Linked DNA regions of Homo sapiens: region 2 is linked to region 1. The links are chromatin loops, found by intact Hi-C in ENCODE. Cell type or tissue: IMR-90. All regions are shown on one strand. Each heading gives the region's core, and the rest is flanking DNA. Links, peaks and the distances in the headings are about the cores only.

Region 1 (15,385 bases), core at 3,571-11,570:
CTCACAAAAGGAAACCTAGCTGACCCCATAGATCCTAAATCCTTTCCCCACTCCTCTTTCCATTCCTTGAAGACAGCTTTAGAGACTGCTCGCACACTAGCTCTCCCTGACTCATCCCAACCCTTTTTTCATTACACATAGCCAAAGTGCAGGGCTGTGCGGTCAAAATTCTTACACAAGGACTGGGACCACGCCCTGTGGCCTTTTTATCCAAACAACTTGACCTTACTGTTTTAGCCTAGCCCTCATGTCTGCGTGCAGTGGCTGCCACTGCCTTAATACTTTTAGGGGCCCTCAAAATCACAAACTGTGCTCAACTCACTCTCTACAGTTCTCATAACTTCCAAAAGCTATTTTCTTCCTCACACCTGATGCATATACTTTCTGCCCCCCTCCACTACTTCTCAGCAAGCCAAACTCATTGACTTGAGCCCTCACTCTTGCAAAAGGACCATGTGTCAATATTTATACTGACTCCAAATATGCCTTCCATATCCTGCACCACCATGCTGTTATATGGTCAAAAGAGTTTTCCTCATTACGCAAGGGTCCTCCATCATTAATTCCTCTTTAGTAAAAACTCTTCTCAAGGCTGTTTTACTTCCAAAGGAAGCTGGAGTCATTCACTGCAAGGGCCATCAAAAGGCGTCAGATCCCATCGCTCAGGGCAACACTTATGCTGATAAGGTAGCTAAAGAAGCAGCTAGCATTCCAACTTCTGTCCCTTACTACCAGTTTTTCTCCTTCTCATCAGTCATTCCCACCTACTCCCCCACTGAAACTGCCACCTATCAATCTCTTCCCACATAAGGCAAATGGTTCTTAGACCAAAGAAAACATCTCCTTCCAGCCTCACAGGCCCATTCTATTCTGTCATCATTTCATAGCTTCTTCCATGTAGGTTACAAGCCACTAGCCCATCTCTTAGACCCTCTCATTTCCTTTCCATTGTGGAAATCTGTCCTCAAGGAAATCACTTCTCAGGGTTCCATCTGCTATTCTACTATTCCTCAGGGATTGTTCAGGCCCCCTCCCTTCCCTACCCTTGCCCAGAACTGGCAAATTGACTTTATTCATATGCCCCAAGTCAAGAAACTAAAATACCTCTTGGTCTGTGTAGACACTTTCATTGGATGAATAGAGGCCTTTCCCACAGGGTCTGAGAAGGCCACCGCCATCATTTCTTCCCTTCTGTCAGACATAATTCCTCAGTTTGGCCTTCCCACCTCTATACAGTCCAATAACAGACTGGCCTTTACTAGTCAAATCACCCAAGCAGTTTCTCAGGCTCTTGGTAGTCAGTGGAACCTTCATACCCCTTTCTGTCCTCAATCTTCAGGAAAGGTAAAATGGACTAATGGTCTTTTCCCAAAAACTCGCCAACCAAGCAAGTAATTACACTGAACCCCCTTGGGCACTCTTTAATTGGATGTCCTAGGTCCTCCCAACTCTTAGTCCTTTAATACCTATTTTTCTCCTTCTTTTATTTGGACCCTGTAGCTTCCGTTTAGTTTCTCAATTCATCCAAAACCGCATCCAGGCCATCACCAATCATTCTATATGACAAACGCTCCTTCTAACAACCCCACAATATCACCCCTTACCACAAAATCTTCCTTCAACTTAATCTCTCCCACTCTAGGTTCCCACGCTGCCCCTAATCCCGCCCTGAGAAATATCGCCCATTATCTCTCCATACCACCTCCAAGGATTTTTGCTGCCCCAACACTTCAATACTATTTTATGTTATTTTTCTTATTAATATAAGAAGGCAGGAATGTCAGGCCTCTGAGCCCAAGCTAAGCCATCATATCCCCTGTGACCTGCACGTATATGTCCAGATGGCCCGAAGCAAGTGAAGAATCACAAAAGAAGTGAAAATGGCCAGTTCCTGCCTTAACTGATGATATTCCCCCATTGTGATTTGTTCCTGCCCCACCTTAACTGAGCAATTAAACTTGTGAGATTCCTTCTCCTGGCTCAAAACCTCCCCCACTGAGCACCCTGTGACCCCCACCCCTGCCTGTAAGAGAAAAACCCCCTTTGACTGTAATTTTCCACTACCCACCCAAATCCTATAAAACAGCCCCACCCCTATCTCCCTTCACTAACTCTCTTTTCGGACTCAGCCTGCCTGCACCCAGGTGATTAAAAAGCTTTATTGCTCGCACAAAGCCTGTTTGGTGGTCTCTTCACACGGACGCACATGAAACCGGGTTCAAGCAATTATCCTGCCTCAGCCTCCCCAGTAGCTGGGATTACAGGCACCCGCCATCATGCCCAATTAATCTTTGTATTTTTGTAGAGACAAGCTTTCACCATGTTGGCAGAGCTATTCTTGAACTACTGACCTCAGGTGATTTGCCCGCCTTGGCCTCACAAAGTGCTGGGATTACACGCGTGAGCCACTGCGCCTGGCCTAACTTCTTTTCTTTATAAATTACCCAGTCTGTGGTATTCTGTCACAGCAAAAGAAAACAGACTAAGACAGAGTCCCTTGATGTAATCATCAGGGGGTCCTTGGCACAGAGCAGGGCATAGAATAGATCTGGGCAGAGAGGCAAATAGAAAATACTCAACACAGTGCACGTACAGATTTCCATTCCCTCCTCATTCCATCCTTAGCTGTTTGGATTAATCATGTTCCTACGTCTTTCCTCTAGGACCTACAATGGCTCCCACTGTCTTCAGCACCAAGGTTAATCATTTTCGCATCTGAGGAGTCTTAGCCTTTCCCCTGTAATCTCCTGGAATGCATCTACTTTTCTAAGTGGACAGGACTCCTAGACAAACAACTAATTCATTGTGGTTCAATCCAGCCTCACAGCTTTTGCCTATGCTATTCCCTTGGACAGTCATGGAACATAGAGTTGGGAAGGCTTTTAGGAAGATCTGTTCTTACCCCTTTATGGCCCAGACAGGAAACCTCAGACTTGGTAGGAAGAAGTGACACACTTAAAGTGACACGCTTCTCCCACCTACCAACCTTCCCTAGCCTCCTTTCTCCAGCCATGGTCTCTGCTAGAAAGCCATGCAGGCTGCCTGTCCTGTCCTTGGACTGCATTTAAGGTTCTCCCCTTTGATCACTGACTGCCTTGTTTCTAGTTGCTGCCTGTCTCCAACTCCCTCTTCCTTGACCAGAATACAAAGTTCTTTTTCTTAACTTTCGCTTCAGCATAGTGTTGGGAATTTGAATGCAACAATTTTCTTTTTAAATTACATCCTTTGATTATAGTTCAACAATTTAATCATAGTTATTAAATAACTTAAACATCTGTCTAGTTTGGTACCTGTGGTATAATGGGGGGATAAAAAACCACAGGCTTTAGAATCAAATAGCCTGGGTTTGTTTGTATTTTTTTAAAAACAAACCTTTGTTGAATTTACTCTGGTGAAAGAAGTTCTTATTGCAGCTGAAAGTGTCACACACAGACTGGGGAGTAAATGTCCTGTCCTGGTAGAGTGAGGACCCTTCTGATGGATGTTTAAACTACTTCTGCATTTTGCACTACTTCCCCTAAGACATGATAACTTTTGAACAAGATTAACTTCAATATGAAGTTTAATTTTTTCATTAGAATCAGGATTACCAAACACCCTTTTCTCTAGCTTTGTTGTTCTTCACCTGCAGTCCCTGGATAAATTTCAAGGATCTGGTGAATTCTTTTAGAGAGTATGTAGAAGTAAAACCACCTTTGCAAAAATGATAACAGTGAGAACATTATGGCAATGGCAGAGATCTGATCTACCAACCCCACTCTTGCCTTCAAGCTGACTTCATTATTCATAGGCTTAGGGCTAGCTTTGGAAGACAATAATTTATAGTTTAAATAATAGCCCTTCCCCCAAAACTCAACCACCTTTGTAAAGCTAATGAGAGACCACCAGGTTAGGGGGAGGAGAGGAGCCTAAATTCTGCTAAGGTGTAGACATAAATTATTGCCAGCCATTATTCCGGAGGTCACAAGATACACAACTTTTCCAATCACTCCTGCAGATAACATCATTCTTGTGGAACATAAGGTTGGCCTTTTGAGATAGCTGCTAGCGCCTGTTTTTATCAGAACAGAGCAGAAAAGATTCTTTTGAACTGATAGCCCAAATATCAGTGACTCTGAGTTCCTATTAGCAGGAGGCAGACCCTCAGTACCTCTGCAGCCTGTGTTTGACCTCTTGGTTATTTTCTGGGCATCTTCAAAAGGGGACCCCAAGAGTTCCCGAGCCCATTGGTCCACCACAGATGTCCTGGCACTCCTGGTATCCTCTCTTGGTCTGGCCTCCCCAGCCAGTGCCCATTGCTCTTCAAGTTTCCTGAAGGACTCTCGGTGATGTGATCACCTGAAAGCCGCCAAGGTCCACTCCCCATGGCCAGAGCAGTGATGGTGCTCTGCCTCCGTGTAAATGAGGAAGAAAAGTGCTATTCCTGATCCTGCCTCCCACCAAGTGCCTCATGAAAGCAGCCCCTCGGCTTCCTCCCTCTGTTCAGCCTGCACCCCCTCAAAGAAGCCCTCTCCGCCTGGGATGGCCTCCCCAAGCACACTGGAGCGCCAGCTCATGGAGGGCAACATGTCCATAGCTTGCTGACAGTATGCACTCACACAGTTCAGCTATTAATTTCAACGTGTTGATTAGGTGGTGTTTATAATATTTTTATTTTTTTAGAAACAGTTCTTTTACTTCCGAACAATGTAGTACAATTATCTGTGAGCATATCTGTGGTGTTTATGTATTTTCATTTTCCTGAAGAAAAAGCTTTCGAGAAGCCCTCATAACGGCCGGTGTGAAATGCCTGGGCAGTGACCGCCTCACCCCAGGAACAAGCCACGTGAAGGCCCAGGGTTGTCCCTCCTCCTCCTCCACACTTCGGAAGCTCTTTTCTTCCCTTCTTTCCACATTGTCCCTGCACATACACCCCTCGCCACCTCCTACCCCACACAAATTCCCAGCAGCTTTGGTGACAACTCAGACATTCCTCATTACACGGGTCTATACACAATCTTTTATGAGTTAATAACTACAGTTTCCCCCAAGGACAATGGTCACACTACATTTGTGGGACTCAAGGGCCCTTTTTGCTGAGGAAGGAAAGAAGCCAGGAAAAAAAGGAAGGAAGGAAGGAAAGAAGAAGGAAGGGAGAGAGACAAGGAAGGAAGAAAAGCAAAAAGAAGGATCTTCCCTAAAAGACAACTGAAGCCTCCACCTCTGGTGTCGGAAGCTGTTTGCAACCCCTTTCCCACTCAGGGAAGCGTTAAAGTTCTTAGGGGTCAGCTTGAGGTTGAGCCCGTTACACAGTGTGAGCACTCAGGTGTGAGCATGCAGGTGTGTTGTGTCAGCGTGTGTGTGAGGGTGATGTGTGTTCACACTGTCCAGGGCTAAAGGGGTTCAAAATACCCTTCTTATTCCATTTCCACCTCTTATGACCTTCAGAACCTTGAAGTTTTATCAGAGGAGTGCAATGGAAGCAGTTCCTCCTTCCATTGCAATCACCTTCTCTCATCTGTTGGGACCTTTAAGAAAAGGGTGGAGACTATTCCTGAGCCAATACTAAGGGATATTGCAAAAGGCAGAATGAAGCTGGGGACGTACAATGAGACCTCCTGGGAATGACTGCTGCGAGGAAGCAGCCTGAGCCAGATCTCTGGCAGGCGGTGTGAGGACCTCGTGATGGGGGCCTCATGATGGCCCTGACACAGCGGGGCCAGGCTTTTGAGTAGAAGGGACAGCTGCAGGGAGTTAGAGGTGCTGGCCCACGCAGGCAGAGGGGAGGAGTGCCAGCGATTATGTTGGCCTTTTTACACACTGATTTTTTTTTTTTCCCTGAAGGTAAGGATGGGGCAGAGAAGGTTCTCAAGCAATATTCTGAAATGAGCATGAATCGATGAATCATTTTCCAGAGCTTGGGGGCTTTCCAGGGACAGTGAGCCCCAGGAATCTGACACATGGACTCTTACCAAGAGAAATGGAATTCCTGAGTGGGGACTGCACAGGAAGCAGTAACGCTTTTCAGCATAAACTGTAGTCATCCTGGCCAGGGCTGCAGGCAAGTGAGGGAGCAGCTGCGCCCGGGGTCTAGCAAAGCCCTGGTTCCTCCAGTGAGACCCAAAGCATCTCCTGAAGGAAGGTCTCTTAAACGACCCTCAGAATCGGATTTCGCTCTGCATCGAGTTTTCTGAAACTTGAAGATCAAATGCTGAGGTTACAAATGCTTTCCATTATTTTCTTCATGGTTTTCTAGATTTTAAAACATTGCTCTAGCCAGGGTGTTTTCCCAGCCCCCACGTCCATGGCACCCCCAGTCTCTTCTCTGCACATCTGGATTTCCTACGGGGTTTCACTGGTGTCCAGGGCCGTCACCCAAAGGTGCCTGGCCTGGAGTAAGCAGAGGCTGGAACACAGCCTGAGCCTGGAACACAGCCTGAGCCCTGCTTGTCAAGTTCTGCTTCTGACCAGCGGAGGGGGGCCCAGACTGGGTGCCTATTTCTAATTCCTGGAAAGGTATGTGCCCGCCGAGGCCCAGCTGGTGTCCCCCTCTAGATGAAGTCACCTGCTGGGGCCACCACGACCCACCTGGGGCCCGCTGCCAGATCCCACCAGCCTCTGCCGCCTTTGCCCGGTGCCACTGCCACTGCCCCAGGTCACCACCATGATGATGAACCAGGCTCCCCATGAGGTGCCATAGCGGCACTATGTTGTCTGGGGTCTTCCAAGCCACGTTGTTACAGGAAAATGCTACACTTCCCAGATGGTTTCAAAGTGCAAGCTGCAATAACTCACAGAGCTTTGGTGAAGTCACTCATTCTATTTTAACTCAACTATGGAACTAACTCTACTGTTGAAGGCATGAGGGCGCCGGGCGGGGGAATGAACCAGAGTGGTGGCCATTCTGTGGGCCTTCCAACATTCCTCATCTTCGAGATTTGTCAGTAAGGGATTCTTACTGATTCAGACTTGGGTCTGGGTCCTCTTTGTGAAGATACACTTTGTGTCCTCAAATTTGAATGTTTTCCCAGAAAGCTCTTGTGTCCCCAAGACAGATTTCTGGTGGCCTCCCCATCACTGAGCCAGGCAGGCCCACACATGCCTGCCCCAGGCTTAGGGTGGGGCGTGCTCCATCAGAAAGAACAGGTCGATCTTCTTTCCTTCTTCCCTTCCTTCCAGGTTACACAGCGACATGCAAAGTCCTCCCCAGTATGGACCACATTGAAGCAGGTGTGAGGCAGACACCAGGGCTTCCCAGCCACCAGGCTTCTTTGGCCACTTTTTCGTCTTGTCCTGGTAGAAGGTGGCCATGAATCCAAGCACCCCTTCCAGCCTCACGAGATGAATTAATTAGCCTAAACTGTTTGTGGTAATTCCTTTCCCCTTGTGAGCAATTTGGCACTTTTTGGCACCCAGTCTCTGGTGTGACCTCGCCATCCTCATTGGCACAGCCACCCTGGGAACAAAAGCCATCCTCACGTGTCGCTGAGATCCCAGCCATGTGCACACTCAGCCCAGGTAGGCTGCAAGGGCAGAAGCCTCTGAGACCCACTGACTCTTAGCCTTAATTCTTCCAAATCAACTTTAATTTGCCCCAAATCCCCACACACCAGGACTGTGCCCAGGCTGTGGGGGTCTTACACAGCGTGAAAACTTCAGGAACTTCCTGCTGTCATCAGTTACTGGTCTTCCTATTTACCGTTTGGACAACCACAGACTGAAGGAATCTGAAATGGACCCGTCGGGTCAGTGGCTCTGAGCCACTGTGGGAATGTCTGGCAAGGCTGGAAGCCCTGGGGTCTAAGGTCCAGGGGGCCAAGGTGCACCTGGGCTGGCCTTTTGTTCACAGGCTTCCCTGTGATCTCCCTCCAGCCTGGGAGAAAAAAAAAAATCTCTCTTCCATGCTCCTCTCAAAGGCACCCCCTGCAGGACATCCACACGGTCTCTCTGGGAGCTTGGGCTTTTATTAAAGACACAGCAAGCCTGCCTTGCCAAAATCCCTCAGACAAGGCCATGCCAAGGGCTGGCGACCTCCTGGTAATGTGAGAAGACACCAGAAGAACACGTACTCCTTTTTCAATTAACTGTCCCCCCATCTTTCCGAGGAAATCTGACTCCTGTACCAAGCTTGCCTTCTAAACAGGTTGAGAGCCTAGAAGCCAAGGGACAGGGCTGTGAGGGGAAAGACTGGGCCCAGCCAGTGAGTGGGGGGCAGCCTGGGAGGAGCATGTTGGCAGCATGAGCCCAGCAGGGAAAGAAGGCCTCTGGCCTCTGTCCTGAATGGCAGGAGGAAGTCACCGTCGGCCACCCTCACAGCCCAGGGTTGGGGCTTCTGGAGTGACTGATATCACCCCACGTATGAATCTGGCCCTGATGCCAAGGACTGTGATTCAACAAGGCAACTGGGGCCATACACAGGGGTGCTGGGCCCTGTAGGAGACAGTGGCAAGGCCCTGCTCTCAGGCTCCTGGGTCCCAGTGGGGAGGCAGCCTCATGCATGGATCCTTAGCCCGTGAGGAGCAGGATGGCTGCAATAAGGAGGAGGAAGCCTGAACAGCTGATTCCTCCTTGGGCGGTGGGTGGGGTTGGCTCTGTGGGATCTGAGAAGGCTTCTTGGGAGAGGTTGGGTTTAAGTTAGGACCTTGAGACAGGCAGGAGGAAGCCATTCTAGAGAAAGGTGGCAGTTTCTGGGAGGGGTTTATAATTGAAGCTGGGGCATCAGGGGTATGTCAGAAGAAGGAGGGGCAGTGGAAAATAAGCTTGTAAAAACAGCTTGAGGCCAAACCACAAAGAACACTGAATGCCTGGGGAGGGGGAGTTTAGTTTGAATTTTTATTGTTTATGCATGGTCATAGTTTAAGGATCCCTGCCCCCAGTCTCAGATTTTGCCTTTTCCTGCTTCCCAAGCTTTCAGCTGGTTCTTTTAGTATTTACCTTCATAGCTGTAAATATTATGCTTAGATTACTATTTGATTTTTCTACTTATAATGTCATTCGTTGAGTTTCTGCTACAGAAGATGAGATGTTTATGTATAGTGAGAGCAGTATACATAAACATACTTCCTATCCCTTCAAATAGAGTTACATTATAATTTTAGTTCATTAATAGTTTGCATTACATTATTATTACTACATCAACAATACTCACAGCTGAATCATATAGTAGACCATGGTAACCTTTTGCTTGCTTATTTTGTACTTTTCCTGAAATTAATCATTACCTTGTTGTTTGCTTCTTTGTTTTAGTTTGTTTAAGTTTCTAAGTACTTATTACTAATGAAACCCCAAAGTTTTTGTCAAGTATAGACATCTCCTTTCAGGCTGTTCAGAAAGCCTGTGGTGTCCTACCAACTTCACCCTCCTGGGAAGCTCTTCTGAACCCTAGAGTCCTGTGCATAACCATTTGGGAAAATCCCTTCATCTCTCTCCTGGGTTAAGGTCCCCTTGCCTTCTTCCTCATTTCACCCCTATGTTTTGATAGAGCACATCCCCCAGTAGCTTTCTGAGAAAAGGTGCATTTGGGGCCGTGATACTTGAATACCTGGAAAAGTCTTTTCTACCCTTGCAGTTGATTGATAGGTTGGCTGGGTATAGGTTTTAGGTTAGAAATCATTTTCCTTTAGAATTTTGAAAACACTGCTCCATTGCTTTAAAAAATGTTGCAACTGAGAAACATAAAGCCAGCTTGATTTCTGTCTCCTTTGTATGTGATGGGATTTTTTTTTTCTGTTCTTCTGGGAGCTTTTACATCTTCTCTTTGTCCCCAGTGTTGTGAAATTTCACAATAACCGACCTTGCTGTAGGTCTCTTCATCCATTGTGCTGGAATGGGCCCTTTTAATGTGGAAACTTGTCCCTCTTGTCTGGGACATTTTCTTGAAATATTTCCTTGACAATTTCTCTGACAGTAGGTATTTTTTTCCACCCTTTGAATATAGATGGAAATACCATTTTCCCCAGAATGTAACCAGATCTTGTCGTTCTAGAATGTAGCCAGGGAAGCAAAGGCATCCAGCTAAGTTTGCCTGTGGTAGGAGTCAGAGCGTAAGCTTACTTTGGAAAGGGAGTTCTGCGGTCCACTTTCTGCCTCCGCTGAAGGCCTTCATGTCGATGAAGTGCCTGGGAGGTCCTAAGTCTCATCTTATTAGAGAAACTGCTCCTGAACAGCCTAAGATGTCACCCCATGCATCAGTTCATAGTCTCTTACTCTGCTTGATTTTACTTGCCACATCATAGGTGCTCAATGCTCATTGTTTGTCAAATTGAATTATTTGGGACACAATTTTCCCGTCTGTAAAATGAAGGTGCTGGACTAGAATTCTAAAAGTCCCAGTAGCTCCAATGTCCAACAACTATGCTTATGTCACTGTGTTGGAAAATGACTTATAAAAGGGAATGAAATAGTCTCTGTAAATATGTTTCTCTGCCCACATTTAATGAATTGTCTACCACAATGAGGGGGAGTCCTATTTGTGGGAGCCTGTGTCCATCCTACTGAGTCAGTGGTTGATGGGGGTGGGGTCCTGGCTGCTGAAGAGCCAACTGGGACCGCAGAGGCCCCTCTGAGAGCCCTCAGGCTGCCAGACACAAAGCCTGTACCACCTTCAGGATCTGAGCAAACTCAGTGAGGCTGGACCAGTGAGGAAAACGCCCTCCGTCTAGAAGAACAAGTTACTCCTTCCCCTTCTAGAGGCCCTGGGAGTTGTCCTAGGCTGTTCTTACCCTGGCCCCTTCCCACTTTAATCTAACCGATGACCAAGCCTCCTCCATCTGCTCCTAGGGTTTCTCACCCACCCACCCTCTGCCCTCCATTCTCATAGCCTACCTCAGATGGCTTTCATCATCTTTTATCTGGCCCCTGTCAACTGCCTCCTAACTCCCATCCCTCCACTTAGTTTGTGCTCTAAAACATTCTCCTGGCTAGGCCTGGTGGCTCACACCTGTAATCCTAGCACTTTGGGAGGCCACGGTGGGAGGATCTCTTGAGTCCAGGAGTTTGAGACCAACCTGGGCAATGTAGTAAGATCCCATCTCTATGAAACACTAAAAAAAATAGCCTGGCATGGTGGCACATGCCTACAGTTCCAGTTACTCAGGAGGCTGAGGTGGGAGGATGGCTTCAGCCCAGGGAGTTGAGGCTGCACTGAGCCATGATTGTGCCACTGCACTCCAGCCTGGGCAAGAGAGAGAGACTTTGTCTCAATCGATCAATCAATCAAACATTCTCACCAGTCACCAGATACACCCTTCCAAGGCACAAAACAGACTGTGCCCTTTCCCTGTCAAAAACCTTCCACTGCCCGGCTGGGCGCGGTGGATCACGCCTGTAATCCCAGCACTTTGGGAGGCCGAGGCGGGTGGATCACGAGGTCAGGAGATCGAGACCATCCTGGCTAACACGGTGAAACACTGTCTCTACTAAAAATACAAAAAAATTAGCTGGGCTTGGTGGCAGGCGCCTGTAGTCCCAGCTACTCAGGAGGCTGAGGTAGGAGAATGGCGTGAACCCGGGAGGTGGAGCTTGCAGTGAGCCGAGATCGCGCCACTGCACTCCAGCCTGGGCGACAGAGCCAGACTCTGTCTCAAAAAAAAAAAAAAAACAACAAAAAACAAAAAACAAACAAACAAAAAAAACACCTTCCACTGCCCCCGCCAATAGGAGAGAGAAAAGAATTCCATAAACACCCGTACTTCATACTTCAGTATCATGGCAGACAGCGCCCACCGCACGGTTGTGCCACCTGAGTCCCATAACAGCTCTCTGACCCAGGCAGAAGTCCCCTTTGAAAGATGAGAAGCTGTGGCTCCAGGGGACACATGACTGGCCTAAGGGCACTCAGGAGGCCTCCTGGAAGCTGGGTCCCTTACCTCCAGCCAGGGACCCTCCCAGTGCCCATCCCCTCCCCTAATTACCTCTAAAGACCCAGTCTGGTTACTTGCTATGAACCAGTCTCAGGCATTGGGAACCACAGGGATGGGCCAGAGACACACACAAACCAAGAAAACATCTTTGTGGTATCACAAAGCAAAGTGTGAGATGTCAGCCGGAACCAGGAGTGGCCAGCCTGGACGGTTGCCACTATGGAGGTCCCCGGAGTAAATGTCCGCCTACCCTCACTAGGACCCGTGGGAGGCCAGTGTTCCAGCGGCCACTTCAGGAGACACAGGGTCAAAGGGCTGATGTGTCTTTCTGTGATTCCGTCCTGAGGGGCCAGAGGGGTGTGACCAGGGAGTGCCTGCCCCAGCACATAGGATGCCCCAGTGTGGAGTCCTTAAATGAGCAGGCAGCACGTGTTTACTGGAACCCATATTGAGCCAGAGAAACACAAGAGAGGTAAAAATTATATCATTGTAAACAAGAAACCAAAGTTGCTTTTCGTTAATGAGGTGAATAAAACTGACATTTGCATCAGTCATCTTGCATCCAGCACAAGAAACCTGCCCGTGGGTAAGGCCGCCCTCTTGCGTCGCTGCCTTGTAATGTCAACTCGTCTTAGCCGCATCTGCCCCTTCTCCCTGCGTGCAGGTCAGCACTTGGTACGTTCCTAGGGAAACACCAGGCTTCAGTTGGCTCCTTGGGGCAGGGGCAGCAGCCGCCCAAGCCGGGCTACAGCTACTCTATCCGAACCAGTTTGTTCCTTGACACTTTTTACATGTTTACGCTCTCAAAAATTATTGAGGATCCCAATATGTTTATGTGGCTAATATCTACTGAGTTATACCATACTGGCAACTAACACTGATAATTTTAATATTTATTTAAAAATTTCATTTTATAATATAACTTTTTCTTTTTCCTTTTCTTTTTATTATTTTTTTCTTTTTTTGAGACGGAGTCTCGCTCTGTCACTCAGGCTGGAGTGCAGTGGCACAATCTCGGCTCACTGCAACCCCTGCCTCCTGGGTTCAAACAATTCTTGTGCCTCAGCCTCCATCTCATGCCTCCTCAGCTGGCACTACAGGCGCCACCACACCTGGCTAATTTGTTTGTATTTTTAGTAGAGACGGGGTTTCATCATGTTGGCCAGACTGGTCTTGAACTCCTGACCTCAGGTGATCCACTCGCCTCAGCTTCCCAAAGTGCTGGGATTACAGATGTGAGCCACTGCGCCCAGCCAGTATAACATTTTAATAAAAATAACTAGTTTTTTTTTAATGTACAGAAAGTGGCATTATTTTATACTTTTGCAACCCTCCCTTTAAGACCTGGATTAGTAGAAGACAACTGATTTTCACATTTGCTTCTAAACGCAATCTCTCGCCGTATCATATCATGTAGCCTCTGGAATACTCCGCTGTACACCTGAGACAGAATGAAAGTGGAAAGGGCAAATAACGTGTTTGTATGGTTACATATTTTTATTTTTTCCAATCTGAATAGCAATCAGTTTATATTGTTATGAAAACAAGTTTGATCTTGGGACGCTCTGTCTTGAAAGTCGTGGGAATGCCCAAGCAGCCCCAGACCACTTTGAGCACTGCTGAATTAAGAATATGGTCATGTGACATCGGGCACGGTGGCTCACGCCTGTCATCCCAGTACTTTGGGAGGCCGAGGTGGGTGGATCACCTGAGGTCAGGAGTTCGAGATCAGCCTGGCCAACATGTTGAAACTCCATCTCTACTAAAAATACAAAAAAAAAAAAAAAAAAGCCGGGCATGGTGGTGGGCGCCTATAATCCCAGCTACTCTGGAGGCTGAGGCAGGAGAATCTCTTGAACCTGGGAGGCGGAGATTACAGTGAGCCGAGATTGTGCCACTGCACTCCAGTCTGGGCAACAAGAGCGAAACTCCATCTCAAAAAAAAAAAAAAAGAAAAGAAAAAAAGGATATGGTCATGTGAGCCTCAAGTCTGGGTGTAAATCTAGAACCAAAAAAAGGGAAAGTTTCAGTGTCTATCTTCAGCATCCAAGTCCCTTTTTTTTTTTTTTTTTTTTTTTTTTTTTTGCCTATCCAAAGAACCTAAATTGCCTGAGACGGGCAGGGTTCATGCTCCTGCAATGCTGTGTGCGCAGGAGAAGGGAGGAAACACCCCCCTCCTCACTCTGTCAGGTGAGGTCCTGACCTGCAGGCCTATCACAGGCAGGAGGGTGAGCTGTTCCAGGCAGGCATTCCAGCCATCTCTCGCTGGCCTAGCACGTTTCAGAAGATCACTCACCCATCTTCCTGCTCAGCCACTGCCTAGAGACTGCTCTCGGCAGCTCTAACATTGTCATTTCAGGTTACTCTCGACCTCCTGAGCAAACTGGGGACAGCCACTCTTTCCTCTAAAACAAGAAAGCTGAGAAAAATGTCTTCTTTGTCCTAAGAAACAAATCCGTCCCTGATCCAACTCTTGCCATCCAAAACCACTGCTGAGAGGGCTTGGCCTGGACCCCCTTGCTCTTTACCCTCCTGGGCTCCCTTGGCACTTGTGTGGCTCGTTGGGATTTGAGGAATCACTCATTTTGCGTAGTCGACAGTGGTCTTCAATGCCTCACCCCGCAGAGAAATCTCTAGTGATGGAGATCTAAGACCAATGGAAGAGCCACCAATGGGTACATTTTAGGGCAGGAGGCTTTGGGGCGTGTTCACAGCCATCCTCATTCCATGACAGTGTTGGTTGAGGTGTACGGGAAGGAGGTGATCGGTAGTGATACCCTGGCAAATGGGGTTTTGGGGTCCGACTGGTGTGGTCCTGAGACAGCCACTAACCAGCTGTGTGACCTTGGGAAGCTCTCTTTGTTCTTTCTCAACTTCAGTTTCTTCATCAGTAAAACTGGACTAATAGAACCTACCTTCCCAGTTGTGATGACATTGAGAGATATGAAAGGCCCTGAGGCACTGGCCAAGGACTCAAGAGACCTGAGGCCTTAACCCCAGCTATTTCATGTCCTGATTATGTGTGACTAGGACAAGTCCCTTTCATCAAGACACTGCCTTCAGTGTTTATCTGTACTCTGTCTAGTTACATATCATCTCTGTTCTCCTATCGCCCTTGCCCCAGCCATCATCATCTGTTGTCGTAATTACTACAGGAAATTGTAACTCATTTCCTGGCTTCTGCCCTAGCCCTCCAGCCCTGACTACTCTCCGTGTAGTGACCAAAATTAACTCTAAGTCAGATCATGGGATGTCTCTGCTTAAAACCCTCTAACGTATCTCAGCTCACTCAGAACAAAATTCAAGTTCTCATAGTGAGTGGCCTTATAGGCCCTACAAAATCTGTCCTGTCCCCTCTCTGACTTCACTTTCTACTCCCACCCCTACTCTGCATGCCCCATAATGCCAGCCACACTGGTTCCCTTCTGTTTCTTCAACATGCTAGGCATCCTCTGACCTCACGACCTTTGCACTTATTGTTCTACTGCCTGGAACCTCTCCCCAAAATGTTACATGACTTGCTTCCTCATTTCCTTCAGACCTTT
Region 2 (15,385 bases), core at 3,037-11,036, 61 kb before region 1:
AAAACAAGCAATGGGGAAAGGATTCTCTATTTAATAAATGGTGCTGGGAAAACTGGCTAGCCATATGTAGAAAGCTGAAACTGGATCCCTTCCTTACACCTTATACAAAAATTAATTCAAGATGGATTAAAGACTTAAATGTTAGACCTAAAACCATAAAAACCCTAGAAGAAAACCTAGGCATTACCATTCAGGACATAGGCATGGGCAAGGACTTCATGTCTAAAACACCAAAAGCAGTGGCAACAAAAGCCAAAATTGACAAATGGGATCTAATTAAACTAAAGAGCTTCTGCACAGCAAAAAAAACTACCATCAGAGTGAAAAGGCAACCTACAAAATGGGAGAAAATTTTCGCAACCTACTCATCTGACAAAGGGCTAATATCCAGAATCTACGATGAACTCAAACAAATTTACAAGAAAAAAACAACCCCATCAAAAAGTGGGCCAAGGACATGAACGGACACTTCTCAAAAGAAGACATTTATGCAGCCAAAAAACACATGAAAAAATGCTCACCATCACTGGCCATCAGAGAAATGCAAATCAAAACCACAATGAGATACCATCTCACACCAGTTAGAATGGTGATCATTAAAAAGCCAAGAAACAACAGGTGCTGGAGAGGATGTGGAGAAATAGGAACACTTTTACACTGTTGGTGGGAGTGTAAACTAGTTCAACCATTGTGGAAGTCAGTGTGGCGATTCCTCAAGGATCTAGAACTAGAAATACCATTTGACCCAGCCATCCCATTACTGGATATATACCCAAAGGACTATAAATCATGCTGCTATAAAGACACATGCACACGTATGTTTATTGTGGCACTATTCACAATAGCAAAGACTTGGTACCAACCCAAATGTCCAACAATTATAGACTGGATTAAGAAAATGTGGCACATATACATCATGGGATACTATGCAGCCATAAAAAAGGATGAGTTCATGTCCTTTGTAGGGACATGGATGAAATTGGAAATCACCATTCTCAGCAAACTATCGCAAGGACAAAAAACCAAACACCGCATGTTCTCACTCATAGGTGGGAATTGAACAATGAGAACACATGGACACAGGAAGGGGAAAATCACTCTCTGGGGACTGTTGTGGGGTGGGGGGAGCGAGGAGGGATAGCATTGGGAGATATACCTAATGCTAAATGACGAGTTAATGGGTGCAGCACACCAGCATGGCACATGTATACATATGTAACTAACCTGCACATTGTGCACATGTACCCTAAAACTTAAAGTATAATAATAATAAAAAAAACCTAAAAAAATTGTAGTTGTTCTATTTTATTAGTTATTGCTTTTAATCTCTTACTCTAATTTATAAATTAAACTTTATCATAGGTATGTATTATAGGAAAAAGCATAGTATATAGAGGGTACTGTTACTATCCATGGTTTCAGGCACCCACTGGGGTTCTTAGGGTATATCCCCCACACATAAGGGGGGACTACTGTACAAAGCTCCTTTCTAACAGACAGGGAACAAAGTCACTCTTTTTCTGGTTTCCAGGTCAAATACTTTTCTCCCTCTCCAGCCCTTCCTCCAGCCATTCCTTGCTCTCATACACCCTCATAATATTTGCACAGTAATTTATGGTCTGCCAACCCTTCCGGGTCTGTTACCTCACTTGATCCTAAGAACAACTCCGAGTTCATAGGTCAGTTATTTGCATCTTTCTGATTTTATAGATGCAAAAACTGAAGCTCAGATCCTAGTTAAATTTCCCAGGGTCAGAGTGTAATCGCTGGGTGAAGACAGGAATTGAATTTCAACCTTCTGATGCCAAACTTTGTGTTCATTCCACCATCCCAGTGTTGCCTCTCTCGTGTGCCTGGAATTCCACATTATTTGGCAACACTCATCTTGTTTCTAAATTATTTTCTCATAACCAAAGTCATGACATTTACAGAAAAAGCAACCTCAGAAAAGCAAAGGTACAACTTTTTCTTTCAGTCAACTCTTGGGCTTATTTATAACACATTCCTTCTTTGAAAGCAGGAGTTCTGAAAATAGCACATCTATCCTTTGCCTATTAAGGGATAGTGGAACAATTAGGCTCAGAACAAAGCTAAGTCCACGATAACTGTGAACAAATTAGCCACAGACTGAAAAACAGCGTGAGTCACCAGAGGGAATAAAATGTACAACTTATCAGTGAAAGATCTCTTGGTTTCCTATTGCCAGAAACTTTAAATGTAAGTGTAGTATGTGTACTGGTATATTCCCAATTATATTGAAAATGATCTATTAGCAGTATAAAATTTGTGGAGGGGAGAGAAATTATTTCATTCAGAAAACATTTAATTCCCTCCCCCTCAGCTTTTTGTGGGTCACTGTGCCAAATATAGATGGGAAAAGAGAGTAAGAGGTCCTCATCTCCAACTTGTTCCTTAGCAGGGACACAGGACACACGAGCTGTAGTGGACTTGCATCCTAGGTACTGAAAAGGATTTTATTTCTTTTTTGATTATGAAGCTTAGTTTGGCTGGATATGAAATTCTTGGTTGGAATTTTTAAGAATGCTGAATATAGGTCCCCAATCTCTTCTGGCTTGTAGGGTTTCTGCTGAAAGATCTGCTGTTAACCTGATGTAGCTGACCTGCCCCTTCTCTCTAGCTGCTTTTAATATTTTTTCTTTCACATTGACCTTGTATTTTTAGTAGAGACAGGGTTTTACCATATTGTCCAGGCAGGTCTCGAACTCCTGGCCTCAAGCAATCCACCCGCCTTGGCCTCCCAAAGTGCTGGGATTACATGCATGAGCCACTGTATCCAGCCTGAGTTCTGAAATTGAATCAGTAATAATAATACTCCTACCAACTGGAAAAGGTCCCAAACAGATTCACAGCCAAATTCTACCAGACATATAAAGAGCTGGTACCAATCCTACAGAAACTATTCCAAAAACTTGAGGAGAATTCCTCCCTAACTCATCCTATGAGGCCAGCATCATTCTCATACCAAAACCTGGCAGAGACACAACAAAAAAAAAGAAAACTTCAGGCCAATATCCCTGAAGAACATAAATAAGGAGACCTGAAAATGTGGAATCGACTTTGGAACTGGGTAATAGGCAACAGTGTGTGCAGGGGAACTGCCTTTTATGAACCAAAACCCAGCAACACATCAAAAAGCCAACCCACTGTGATCAAGTGGGCTTTATTCCTAGGATCCAAGGTTGGTTCAATATATGGAAATCAATGCATGTAATTCATCACATAAATAGAACTAAAAACAAAACCACATGATCATCTCGATAGACACAGAAAATGCTTTCAATAAAATTCAACATCCCTTCATGGCAAAAACCCTTAAAAAACTATGAGGCATCAAAGGAACGTAACCTCAAAACAATAAGAATTATCTATGACAAATCCACAGCCAACATTACACTGAATTGGCAAAAGCTGGAAGCATTCTGCTTGAGAACTGGAACAAGACAAGGATGCCCACTCTCCCCACTCCTATTCAACACAGTACTGGAAGTCCTAGTGAGAACAATCAGGCAAGCGAAAAAAATAAAAAGCATCCAAATAGGAAGAGAGGAAGTCAAAATATCTCTTTTCACAGAAAATGTGATTCTAAACTTAGAAAACCCCATAGTCTCTGCCTCAAAGCTCCTAGATATAAACTTCAGCAGTCTCAGGATATAAAATCAATACACAAAAATCAGTAGCATTTCTATACAACAATAATACCCAAGCTGAGAGTCAAATCAAGAATGCAATCCCATTCACAATAGCCACAAAAGACTTAAGTAGCTAGGAATACAGCTAACCAGGAAGGTGAAAGATCTCTATAATGAGAATTACAAAACACTGCTGACAGAAATCAGAGACGACATAAACAAATGGAAAAAGATTCCATGCTCACAGATAGGAAGAATCAATATTGTTAAAATGGCCATACTGCCCAAAGCAGTTTACAGATTCAATGCTATTCCTATTAAACTACCAATGGCATTTTCACAGAATTAGAAAAAACTATTTCAAAATTCATATGGAACCAAAAAAAGCCTGAATAGCCAAGGCAATCCTAAGCAGAAAGAACAAAGCTGAAGGCATCACATTATCCAACTTCAAACTATACTACAAGACTACAGTAATCAAAACAGCATGGTACTGGTACAAAAACAGACAGACCAATGGAACCAAATACAGAACCCAGAAATAAAGCCATACAAACTACAGCCATCTGATCTTCAATAAAGTTGACAAAAATAAGTAATGGGGAAAGGACTATTCAATAAATGGTGCTGGGATAACTGGTTAGCCAAATGCAGATTAGAACTAGACACCTTCACCATATATAAAAATAACTTAAGATGGATTAAAGACTTCTATTAGTCTGTTCTTGCACTGCTATAAAGAAATAGCTGAGACTGAATAATTTATAAAGAACAGAGGTTTAACTGGCTCACTCCACAGGCTGTACAGGAAGCATGGCAGCATCAGCTTCTGGGGAGGCATCAGGGAGCTTTCAGTCGTGGCAGAAGGCAAAGGGGGAGCCAAGCATCTTACATTGCAGGAGCGGGAGCAAGAGAGAGAAGGGGGAGGTGCTACACACACAGATCTCGCAATAACTCACTATCACGAGAACAGCAGCAAGAAGGATGATGTTAAACCACGAGAAACCACCCCCATGATCCAATCACCTCCCACCAGGCACCACCTCCAATGCTGGGGATTACAATTCAACATAAGATTCGGATGGGGACACAAATCCAAACCCATATCAAGACTTACATGTAAAACCTAACTGAAAAAACAAAACAAACAAAACCCCTAGAAGGACACCTAAGAAATACCATTCTGGATGTAGGCCCTGGCAAAGATTTCATGAGGAAGACACCAAAAGCAACTGCAACAAAAACAAAAATTGACAAATGGGACCTAATTAAACTAAAGAGCTTCTCTGCTCTGCTAAAGAAACTATCAACAGAGCAACCAGACAACCTACAGAATGGAAGAAAATATTTGCAAACTATGGATATGACAAAGGTCTAATATTCAGAATCTATAAGGAACTTAAGCAAAAAACAAAACAACAACAACAACAACAACATTAAAAGTGGGCAAAGGAGGCTGGGTGTAGTGGCTCACAGCTGTAATCTCAGCACTTTGGGAGGCTGAGGAAGGTGGAACACTTGAGGTCAGGAGTTCGAGACCAGCCTAGCTAACATGGTGAAACCCCATCTCTACTAAAAATACGAAAATTAGCCGGGTGTGGTGGCACACACCTGTAGTCCCAGCTACACAGGAGGCTGAGTCATGAGAATCGCTTGAACCCAGGAGGTGGAGGTTGCAGAGAGCCAAGATCGTGCCACTGCACTCCAGCCTAGGTGACAGAGCGAGGACCCTGTCTCAAAAAAAAAAAAAAAAAATTGGTAAAGGACATGAACAGACACTTCTCAAAAGACATACACATGGCCAATAAGTAAATGAAAAAATGCTCAACATCACTAACCATTAGAGAAATGCTAATAATCAGAGAAATCCATCTCACCCCAGTCAGAACAGCTATGATTAAAAAGTAAAAAGAAACATATGCTGGCAAGGTTGCAGAGAAAAGGGAACACTTACACACTGTTGGTGGGAATGCAAATTAGTTCCATCTCTGTGTAAAGCAGCATAAGGGATTTCTCAAACTTAAAACATTCTACCATTCAACCCAGCAATCCTATTATCAGGTATATACCTAAAGGAATATAAATTATTCTCCCAAAAAGACACATGTACACATATGTTCATCACAGCACTATTCACAATAGCAAAAGCATGGAATCAACCTAAATACCCATCAACAGTGGACTGGATAATGAAAATGTGGTACATATATATTATGGAATACTACAGTCATAAAAAAGAACAAGATCATGTCCTCTGCAGGAGCATGGATGGAGCTGGAGGCCATTATCCTAGGCAAATTAATGCAAGAACAGAAATCCAAATACTCTCACTTATAAGTGGGAGCTAAACATTAAGTACACATGGACACAAAGAAGGGAGTAATAGATACCAGGGCCTACCTGAGAGTAGAGGGTGAGGATCAAAAAACTAGCTATCAGGTACTATGCTCACAACCTGGATGACAAAACACTGACAAAACCCCTGCAACACAATTTACCCATGTTACAAACCTGCACATGTACCCTCTGAACCTAAGAAGTTGGAAAGAAAAAAAATAAGACATAAAAAAAAGATTGCTACAGCAATCACTTTTCAAACCACCGGTATTAATTTCTGTCCTGTGATTCAAGAAATATCTTCACCACAAATTTAGAGTTAATGGATTAAGAAAATGATTTCTAATTAACTGTGCATCATTGTGCAGTTGTCCCTTGGTATCTATGGGGGACTGGTTGCAGGTTCTCCCTCCAGATACCCAAATCCACAGTTGCTCAAGTCCCTTATAATAAAATGGTATAGTATTTGCATATGACCCATGCATATCCTCCCATATTTTTAAAATGATCTCTAGATTACTTATAATATCTAATATAATGTGAATGCTACATAAATTGTTATAGTGTATTTTTTAGAGAACAACGACAAGAATAAAAAGTCTGTACATGTTCAGTACAGATCCAACTATCCATTTTTCCCCCCAAATATTTTCAATCCACAGTCGATTAACTCCATGGATATAGAACCCATGGATACAGAACCCATGGATACGAAGGGCCAACTGTATTCTCAAAGTTAAAAAAAAAATAAACACTGGCACTCTGAATACACTGTAATGGAAAATGTCAGGGTTTATCTTAAAAAAAAGTAACGGATTAAAAACAATGACAACCCTAAGTATTTAAAGAGATTTATTAAATCATCTTATCACAAAGATGGAAACATATACAAACTAGAAACATGCAACCATCATCTTCCACAGTCAAGTCACAATGTCAAATATTTTTCTTGCCTCTGCAGATGAAAAGTTCAGATCTTATACCCAACTACTTACTCACCCCGAATATTTAAGTCAGTCTTCCTGAAAGTACTCAGGGTAGCAAGTAACAAAATGCAAACGATTATATAAAGAAAGTGCAGTTAAAAAGGAAACTATGTGGCAAGTACCCTCTTTCCCTTCCCACCCCCCAATTAAAGGCAAACAATGGCACTTTGCTCTTGCTTAACCTAGATTGTCTTCAAAAACTATTAAAATGTAAAAGACTTAACAAAAAAACAAAAAGACGTTTAACAGATGTCAAAAAGCTCCTTAGTGTTTGAAAATAAATGCTTAAACAAAAGACAACATATTTTATATCAAACAAGTTTGAAGAGCCCTGAATTGCAGCATTCTGTAACATAAACAAACAAAAAGCTGGTATAGGATTTATTGTCAAAGGCAGAATTTCTTCAGGCAGGTAAGTAAGGAGGTGGTGGTTCTTTTTCAGGCATTTTCACGGCCATTTCATAGGTTGGCAAAACGTACTAAAGAGAGAAAAAAAATTGTATCAGATTTAATTCTCCTTTAAAATCCTTTGTGAGATAATTCAGCTTTCAGACTTTATGCCCTAAATAGGGTTATACAAAACCATAAAGAAGAGCTGAAGAAACTGTTAGCTAAAATGTTCCCAAGTAGATGCCTCAATAACCTGGAATTTTACCAAGATTGCTAGCGAAGGGGAGGGTGGAGAGAGGGAGGTGGGGAGAGAGAGTCCTGCTTCTGGACAAGGATTCCTAGACAGGCAGGCAGTGGGTGCCATTGCTCTGCCCTCATTCCAGTGTGACCGATGAAGTGCCAGTGCCAATTACACTTCAGGTGTTGAGGAGTTGGGTTAAACCATGCAATAGGAAACACCCAATAAGACGCTAGCTCCTGGATCCTGACTTTCATCAGAATCAGTTTGTAGTCAGAAGATCATGAACTTATATCATGTCTTCGAGGGTAACAGGCACACCTATGCAGTGGAGGAGTGACATTCTAATCGAAGTGACTCCAAGTCTGAAAGCCTGGCCCTAGATGGGCCACATATATTTTATATGCTGAAAACCTGGGAAGGTAGCACAGCAGCAATTAGAGGGCTGTGAAAGGTAGGCTTCCCCAAAAGACCCATGAAACCACTGTATTCATCTCCCCAGACAGGTCAGCTCCCCCGTTGGATCATATGGATGTTTTCTGAAAACAACACAAGTTTCAGTCAATGGAACTCCCCATCCTTAGAAGCCCCAGGCTACATGGGCCTAACACAGCTGTTTCCTGTCATCTCCCCTACAAACATGACACTAATGAGGACCTCTAATGAGTAAATCTAACAGCCAAACTGGATGAGACAAGCGACCCAGGTACTCAGGATTCCAAGTGGAAAATGTTGAATCCTGTGGATTTTAAGCTGTTCATAAAAGTACCCAGGGTTCATGCCCAAACCATAGGTTACAGCATGAAAGAGAAAGTCAAGCTCCAGGTTCTTCTCCTGGAACAGTCAATAGTGACTGGTGACCTTTTACTCTATCCAACAGTAGCTAACCTGAGGAGGTGCTTCAAAGGCAGGGTACACAGCAATCTCCGGCACGTTTCGGTTGTTGATGTATTTATAGCAGTTCCAAACACAGTTAATTAGATAAGCCTGGAAGAATAAAAACAAAGTTGACATCTGCTAGAAACTCAACAGACTACCTGCTCTAAAATGCCAGTGACTTAGAATGCTTTCCCCACACATCCTCTGTGTAGAAGGGAGCTGACCTCTGTGTGGACCCAGCACAGGCCAGGCCCTTTCCCTACTTGCTCTCATTTAAGTGTCATGAGTTTCATCGCCAACATTTCAGAGAGAAACCAGAGATGGAGCTTCAATTCAGGTCAACCCACTGTGCTGCAGAAGAAATTCTGGGTTTGTGAACCTTGGGAATTTTAACAGATTTTCAATACAAATCATGAACCCCTTTTCAAAAACATAAAAAGTAGGTCCTTTCACTCAGAGAAGGATCCTGACAGTTACAACCATTCCTTGGAAACACAACAGAAACCATTCCCTAGAAGCTATCTCTGCTCATGTGCCAGAATAAACACTGTCCCCACAAATCCTCAATCTCCTGTGACTTGTAAGGTGAAAGGCAGCAAAAAGGTTTAGATTCACAGTGTCAATCTCAGTCACCCCTAAAGATTTAGTCAGCAACGTACCTTAAAAATGATGAATAAGGCAAAGAACACAAGAACAATGAACAGGAGGCAGCTGGAGTCCAAGGCCAGGAGGTCATCTTTGTAGGGAAAATCAGGCTATTAAAGAAACACACACACATTTACAAGTCAGCCATCGCACTAGCACTTGCTGATAACCTGAAGAGCATCTGAAGAATACAAAGGCACCAAAGTCAAAAGTGATATTTAATAAAAATGTATAAGCAGAATTTAATTCAAAGTGCTTTTAAATTTTAAGCCTTATCACCATTAATGCATGCTAACAATCACTTAGAGTACATTTGATAACCCACAATGCTCCAAAAAGTCTAAATTTAGCTCGTTTTCTCTTTACTTTTCACTATTTTCCATCTTTCTGGCCTTTGGAAAAACACTATCGCCTATATGGCACTGGAGATCAGTCCCTGTGTCACTTGCATCATTAACTCAGGAGATGCTCAGTTCTGTGTAAGTTCTACAGATAAACTGGGCCATTTTAATGCTACAAGGGGAAAATTATTTTTCTAAATGTCAATCGTTTGTCTCAACTCTCATCAGACAGGGGCAAAAATACACCCACTGGTTACAATGTCAGGCAAGACATAAGTTTTACTGCAGACATACTCTGTTCTACTGAAAAGCATCAGCTATATTCATTTAAATACTTAATCAGCCCTGACTGTGTACAAGGCAATGAGCTAAGTTCAGGGAGAAAGGTGTTATAAAAGAAGAATTTCAGATTTAAAAACTAACCAACAGAGGAAATACCTTCCAGTCTGAGGCACTAAGTGAACAAAACAGAGGAGAGAAAACACCAGGGTCTCTAAAAGGAATAATAAATTTTTATCTTCTTTTCTATAAAGCTGATTTAATTTTTTTAAGTTATGCTTGTTTTTAATGGAAATGTCAACAAGAAGGCCTAATTACATTTTCATTTAAAAAGCAACATAAACAGAAATCCCAAAGGACTGAAAAAAATAGAAAAAAAAAATTTTAAGAACACACTACTCCCCAAACCCCAGCCAGGTTGTCTCCTTGGGAAAAAAGCTGTTTTTTTGATCTTCATCTATAAACAAAAAGAAAAACACAGAAGGTGGAGCTCATGAGGGAATGCTATGCTAAGGGTTTTACTCAGAAGGCAGGGAGGCACCACTTGAAATTTCTCCCCCGGAGATGACATGAGCAGAGAGCCACACAGAAGCCGCTGACCGTGGCTGACCAGGCCAACAGCCCTGCCCCTGGCCACCTTTCTCCAGGCTTCCCCACCCTCCCTCTGTGTGCCAGCCACCATGGCCAGCTTCTAGTGCCCTCACTATGCTGCTTCTTGCCTCAAGGTCTCTCTTTTATCTGGAACATTGTCTTCTATACTTTCTCTATCTTAATTCCTGTTCAAACTCCTGAGTACAATTCAAATCTCACTTCCCAGCCCAGGTTTAGTACCCATGTGATATCCACTCCCACAGTAACCTACAATGGTGTATCAGTTAACTGTCAACTTCCTGATTCCTTCACCAGGAAGTAAGCTCCACTGATGCATCTCTATGACCTAGCAGAGTGCCTTGCACATAAGAGCAACCAGCGAATGTTTTCTGAATAAATGAATGATGAATTTGGTGGTGTGGAAAATGGGCTAGGCAGGAAATCTGGTAGTGGGAAGAAAAGTTCTGAAAGACAGCACTTTGGAAATGAACTGAGGATACTCCTGCCAATTTTCATCTACCTAGATCCCATATCTCCTTCTGACCACCTCCACGACGCCCTCCTTGGCCACCCAGCCCAGAGTTTTCCCTGCCCCCCTCCATATGACATTAATCGAAGTTCCTTATTTGCTGCTGCTGTGACAGCTCCCGCTTGTTATCACAGGTAACATCTTCATGTATCTTGACTCCCCAAATATTACAGTTTGCTCGCTAAACTGTAATATTCGCAGTTATCTTTATATCCACACCATTCACCAACAGTGCCTAGCAAAGGGCTAAAAACATAGTAGGCACTGGAATACTTGCTACAGATGTCTGTAAAGACAATAAGCTAGTCACTTAAAGAGTGCCATACACAGTCAAATTACTGTACCTTTGGATGCTCAAAAACAAAAGCTGAACTACTAGTTCCATAATATCCATTTCTAGGAACTCTTAATACTGCATTATCCAAATGGATGGTAAGAAATTACTCTACTTTCATCTTGCCAGTTTTGTCACAGTAGCTAAGAGAGCAGAAATAATTATTTTAAGACACTTTCAAAAGCAAGCGGAGTAGTTAAAAATAATACCTAAGGCTGATTCAGAATTTAAATGTAAACATTTTACTCAAAATGAAAAAAAAATAAGTTTAATGAGCATACACACTTACTAGTTGATCCAGATATTCTTTGATTCTTGGCAAATAGGTGAGAGAACTAATAGCAACCAGGCAACTGAGGACGAAGTCAAAAAGTCGGTAACAGAAGAATGGAATCAGCCAACCCACTTGATACTGGAGAAAAAATAACAACCATAACATTGTATCACATATAGGAAATTACTAAGCTCCCCTAAGGTCAAACTCTAAAAGATGAAAATACAGTATACTTACAGAAATTGCTCCATAAACCAGCATTGAACTGATTATAAACATAAGAACAGAGACGGCAAAAAGAACACAGGCATTATCTAAGAAAACAAAAACAAAAATCTAATTAAGCTACTTACACAACAAAAAGAACAAAACTTCACTTAAAGCTAGCTTTAAAATATTAAATTTAAATATTTTCAAAATTGGCTATAAAAAGATCTAAGGCCAAGAGGGTAAAAAAAAAAAAAAAAAATCAAAGTCTCAGCATGAAGTAAGGAACCTTGAGACATTCACACAAAGCACTTATTTGTTAAATCGCTCCAACGACTCACTGACATGGGTGTAGGATGGCACATGAACCACATTCTCTGCTAGAGAAACAGGTCCCTGTGCCCTTATGAGCCCAGGAATCTGAAGATGTGCAAACAGATCATTATAATCCAATGTGTCAAGTGCTACAACAGAGGCAGAAACAATTTGCTTTGCCTGAAGCATCAGGAAAAAATATGAAGAAATGACACAAGATGGGTCTTATGAGTAGGGTTTAGCTGGAAGGAATGGCTGGCAATTGCTTAAAAGACAAGTGTATTAAACTCAGAATGCTACATACATTACCCTTTGCTCTAGATAAATATAACCTGAAATTCAAATTTCGCCATTAACCTCACTTCCCCACCCAACCTCCCAAACACCAAAATTCATTGCTTCCTGCACCCTGGTATCTATGTTAACACACACTACTTTCTTCTTCGTTTCTCAACTCTTCCTCAGGTTGTTCCAACTCTCCATTAATCCATGTTCACTAATTTTTTCACAAAACAGCCAAGTAATCTCAAGCAATTCTAAACCGTGCCTGACTTACTGAATTTCTTAGCACAAATCTGTAGTTGATTCTGTGACTCTGGACAGTTTTTTCTTTCTTTTCCTGAGACAGAGTCTTGCTCTGTCGCCCAGGCTAGAGTGCAGTGGCGCGATCTCGGCTCACTGCAACCTCAACCTCCCAGGTTCATGTGATTCTCTTGCCTCAGCCTCCCAAGTAGCTGGAATTATAGGCAAGCACCACCACATCCAGCTAATTTCTGTATTTCTAGTAGAGACGAGGTTTCACCATGTTGGCCAGGCTGGTCTAAACTCCCAACATCAGGTGATCCGTCTGGGCAGAGATTAAGAAACTGGGGGGGATGGGCACGGCAACCCACACCTGTAATCTCAGTACTCTGAGAGACTAAGGTGGGAAAATTACTTGAGGCCAGGAGTTCAAGACCAACCTGGGCAATATAGCAAGACCCTGTATGCACAAAAGATGTTTTAAAAATGAAAAAAGAAAAAAAATACTGAGGGCACTAATAATGATGAATGACTAGAACAACTGCTGAATATTCCCTATTGGGTAAATGTATATACAACTTTTTTTTTTTCTTTGAGACAATCTCACTGTCACCCAGGCTGGAGTGCAGTGGCACAATCTCAGCTCACTGCAACCTCTGCCTCCCAGGTTCATGAGATTCTTTTGCCTCAGCCTCCAGAGTAGCTAGGATTGCAGGCCTGCGCCACCAAGCCCAGCTAATTTTTGTATTTTTAATAGAGACAGGATTTCACCATGTTAGCCAGGCTAGTCTCAAACTCCTGACCTCAAGTGATTCACCTGCCTCGGCCTCCCAAAGTGATGGGATTACAGGCATGAGCCACCATGCACAGCATGTATATATAATTTATCACTGGGCAGTAAAACCTCATCAATATTTGGCACTAAACTAGGAATAGTCCTCTTTACTTTTTTCTTAGAGGATACAGGATTGATAAATGTTAAGAATTTAAAGGACTTCCCTGCTACAACATGCAAACTTCCACTTAGAAGAATTCAGGTAAAAACAAAATATGAAATTAAACAGGTATTATCAAACTTGAAAGCAAAATTTGTAATTCAAATAATCGGCTTTCAAGAGTCTGCTATGGGCTGGGCACAGTGGCTCATGCCTGTAATCTCAGCACTTTGGGAGGCTGAAGTGGGAGGGTCCCTTGAAGCCGGGAGCTCAAGACCAGCCTGGTAAAGACAGGGAGACCCGATCTCCACAAAAATTTAGCTACTCAGGCAGCTGAGGTGGGAGGATCACTTGAGCTCAGGAATTCTGGGTTACAGTGAGCTATTACTGTACCACTGCACTCCAGTTGGGACAACAAAGTAAGACCTTTTCTCTAAAAAACTTTTTTTAAACAAATAAATAATATAAATGTGATTTTAAAAATGAAGGGCGCTGGCTGGGCGCTGTGGCACGCCTGTAATCCCAGCACTTTGGGAGGCTGAGGCGGGTGGATCACCTAAGGTCGGGAGTTCGAGACCAACCTGACCAACATGGAGTAACTCTAAAAATACAAAAAATTAGCCGGGTGTGGTGGTGTGTGCCTGTAATCCCAGCTACTCAGGAGGCTGAGGCAGGAGAATCGCTTGAACCCAGGAGGCAGAGGTTGCCCTGAGCCGAGATCGCACCACTGCACTCCAGCCTGGGCAACAAGCGCAAAACTCTGTCTCAAAAAAAAAGAAAGGCATTTATCCCATTCATAAGGGTAGAGCCCTCATGGCCTAATCACCACCCAAGGGTCCTACCTCTTAATATCATCACCTTGGAGGTTAAGCTCCAGCATGTGAATTTTGGAGGGACACATATATTGTAACCATAGCAACTTCTCCTTTCTACTAGTAGCTACATTAAAAAAAAAGTCTTATGAAGCCTGCATGCTTATTTTGATTTCAAGGTACATTTTACACATTTCTCAAAAACTTAATAGTCCATTACATTTTCTGGCTAGAAATGCTCTATTGTAATCCTCACTGAATCTCTCTGAAAAACCCATCAAAATACTTTCCTGCCTCAGCAAGAATGACTTAAATATAATTTAACTTGTTACCCTTATTATGTAACCATTTTAACTTTCTGAAATGTAACTTAAGCATAATCTAATCAATCCCCTAAATAACCAGTGTGTGTGGAGACAGACAGACATGGGCCAACAACATTTTGGTCAACAATGGACTGCATATATCATGAGGGTTCCATAACACTGTAATAGTGTATTTACAGTATTACTATATTTTTCCATCTTTAGATACACACCTATTTGCCACTGTATGATAACTGCCTACAGTATTCGGTACAGTAACCTGCTGTACAGGTTTTAGCCTAGGAGTCTCTACCACATCGCCTAGGTGTATAGTAGGCTACGCTATCTAGGTTTGTGTAAGTACACCCTATGATGTTCACACAACAATATCACCCAGTGACATTTCTCAGAATGTGTCCCCATCATTAAACAACACAGGACTGTATATAAAAATTAGCAGGGGAGATTTTTTTGTTTTTCTATTAAACACATACCAGCCATTCTCTCAGACGAATAGTAATTACCGATGACTTCATACTGAATGTTGACAGCTGGCATGGAGTTTGGATGAGTCACTTCCACAGTCAGCAAAATTGCCATCAATAGGTTTACTACCTGGAAAAGATAACATTCTATCAGTTACATTAATTACCATCACGACGCAATCTTAGCACAATCTCTAGATGTCCTCTCATATTTAAGATTGTCTTACTTGAAGTAACAAAGATATAAAATAGTGGGAGACTACCTGTGAGATAAAACAATACGCAATTACCACTATGAGAATAATTTAAAAATAAATATTTTATAAAGTAT

Evidence for each region. A loop is a pair of places that touch in the nucleus more often than their neighbours do. Peaks named below come from ENCODE experiments on the same cell type or tissue, not always from the same donor. Only the 100,000 strongest peaks of a DNase experiment are listed, where the experiment ranks them.
Region 2: a loop joins it to region 1, with 4 times the contacts of the local background. A loop is called at or near these places in 4 of 110 quality-filtered maps.

The regions. Positions count from the first base shown.
Region 1 is chr2:20,085,914-20,101,298 of GRCh38, forward strand. All of the region lies in intron 2 of LAPTM4A-DT (LAPTM4A divergent transcript), which reads left to right. Among named protein-coding and RNA genes, the nearest start is that of LAPTM4A-DT, 41 kb to the left of the region's middle. RefSeq lists enhancers at 5,345-5,846, 5,847-6,346. In IMR-90, for the core only: a CTCF peak has its summit at 7,906 (motif pointing left); DNase peaks (open chromatin) are centred at 5,638, 5,938 and 7,898; H3K4me3 peaks cover 167 bases; H3K27ac peaks cover 4,939 bases.
Region 2 is chr2:20,025,828-20,041,212 of GRCh38, forward strand. It overlaps LAPTM4A (lysosomal protein transmembrane 4 alpha), which reads right to left. Exons shown (of 7, transcript NM_014713.5): 2 at 15,064-15,184; 3 at 11,711-11,787; 4 at 11,489-11,611; 5 at 9,140-9,235; 6 at 8,490-8,588; 7 at 6,823-7,452. The coding sequence ends at 7,378. Among named protein-coding and RNA genes, the nearest start is that of LAPTM4A, 18 kb to the right of the region's middle. In IMR-90, for the core only: no CTCF peak of the experiment used is centred there; no DNase peak of the experiment used is centred there.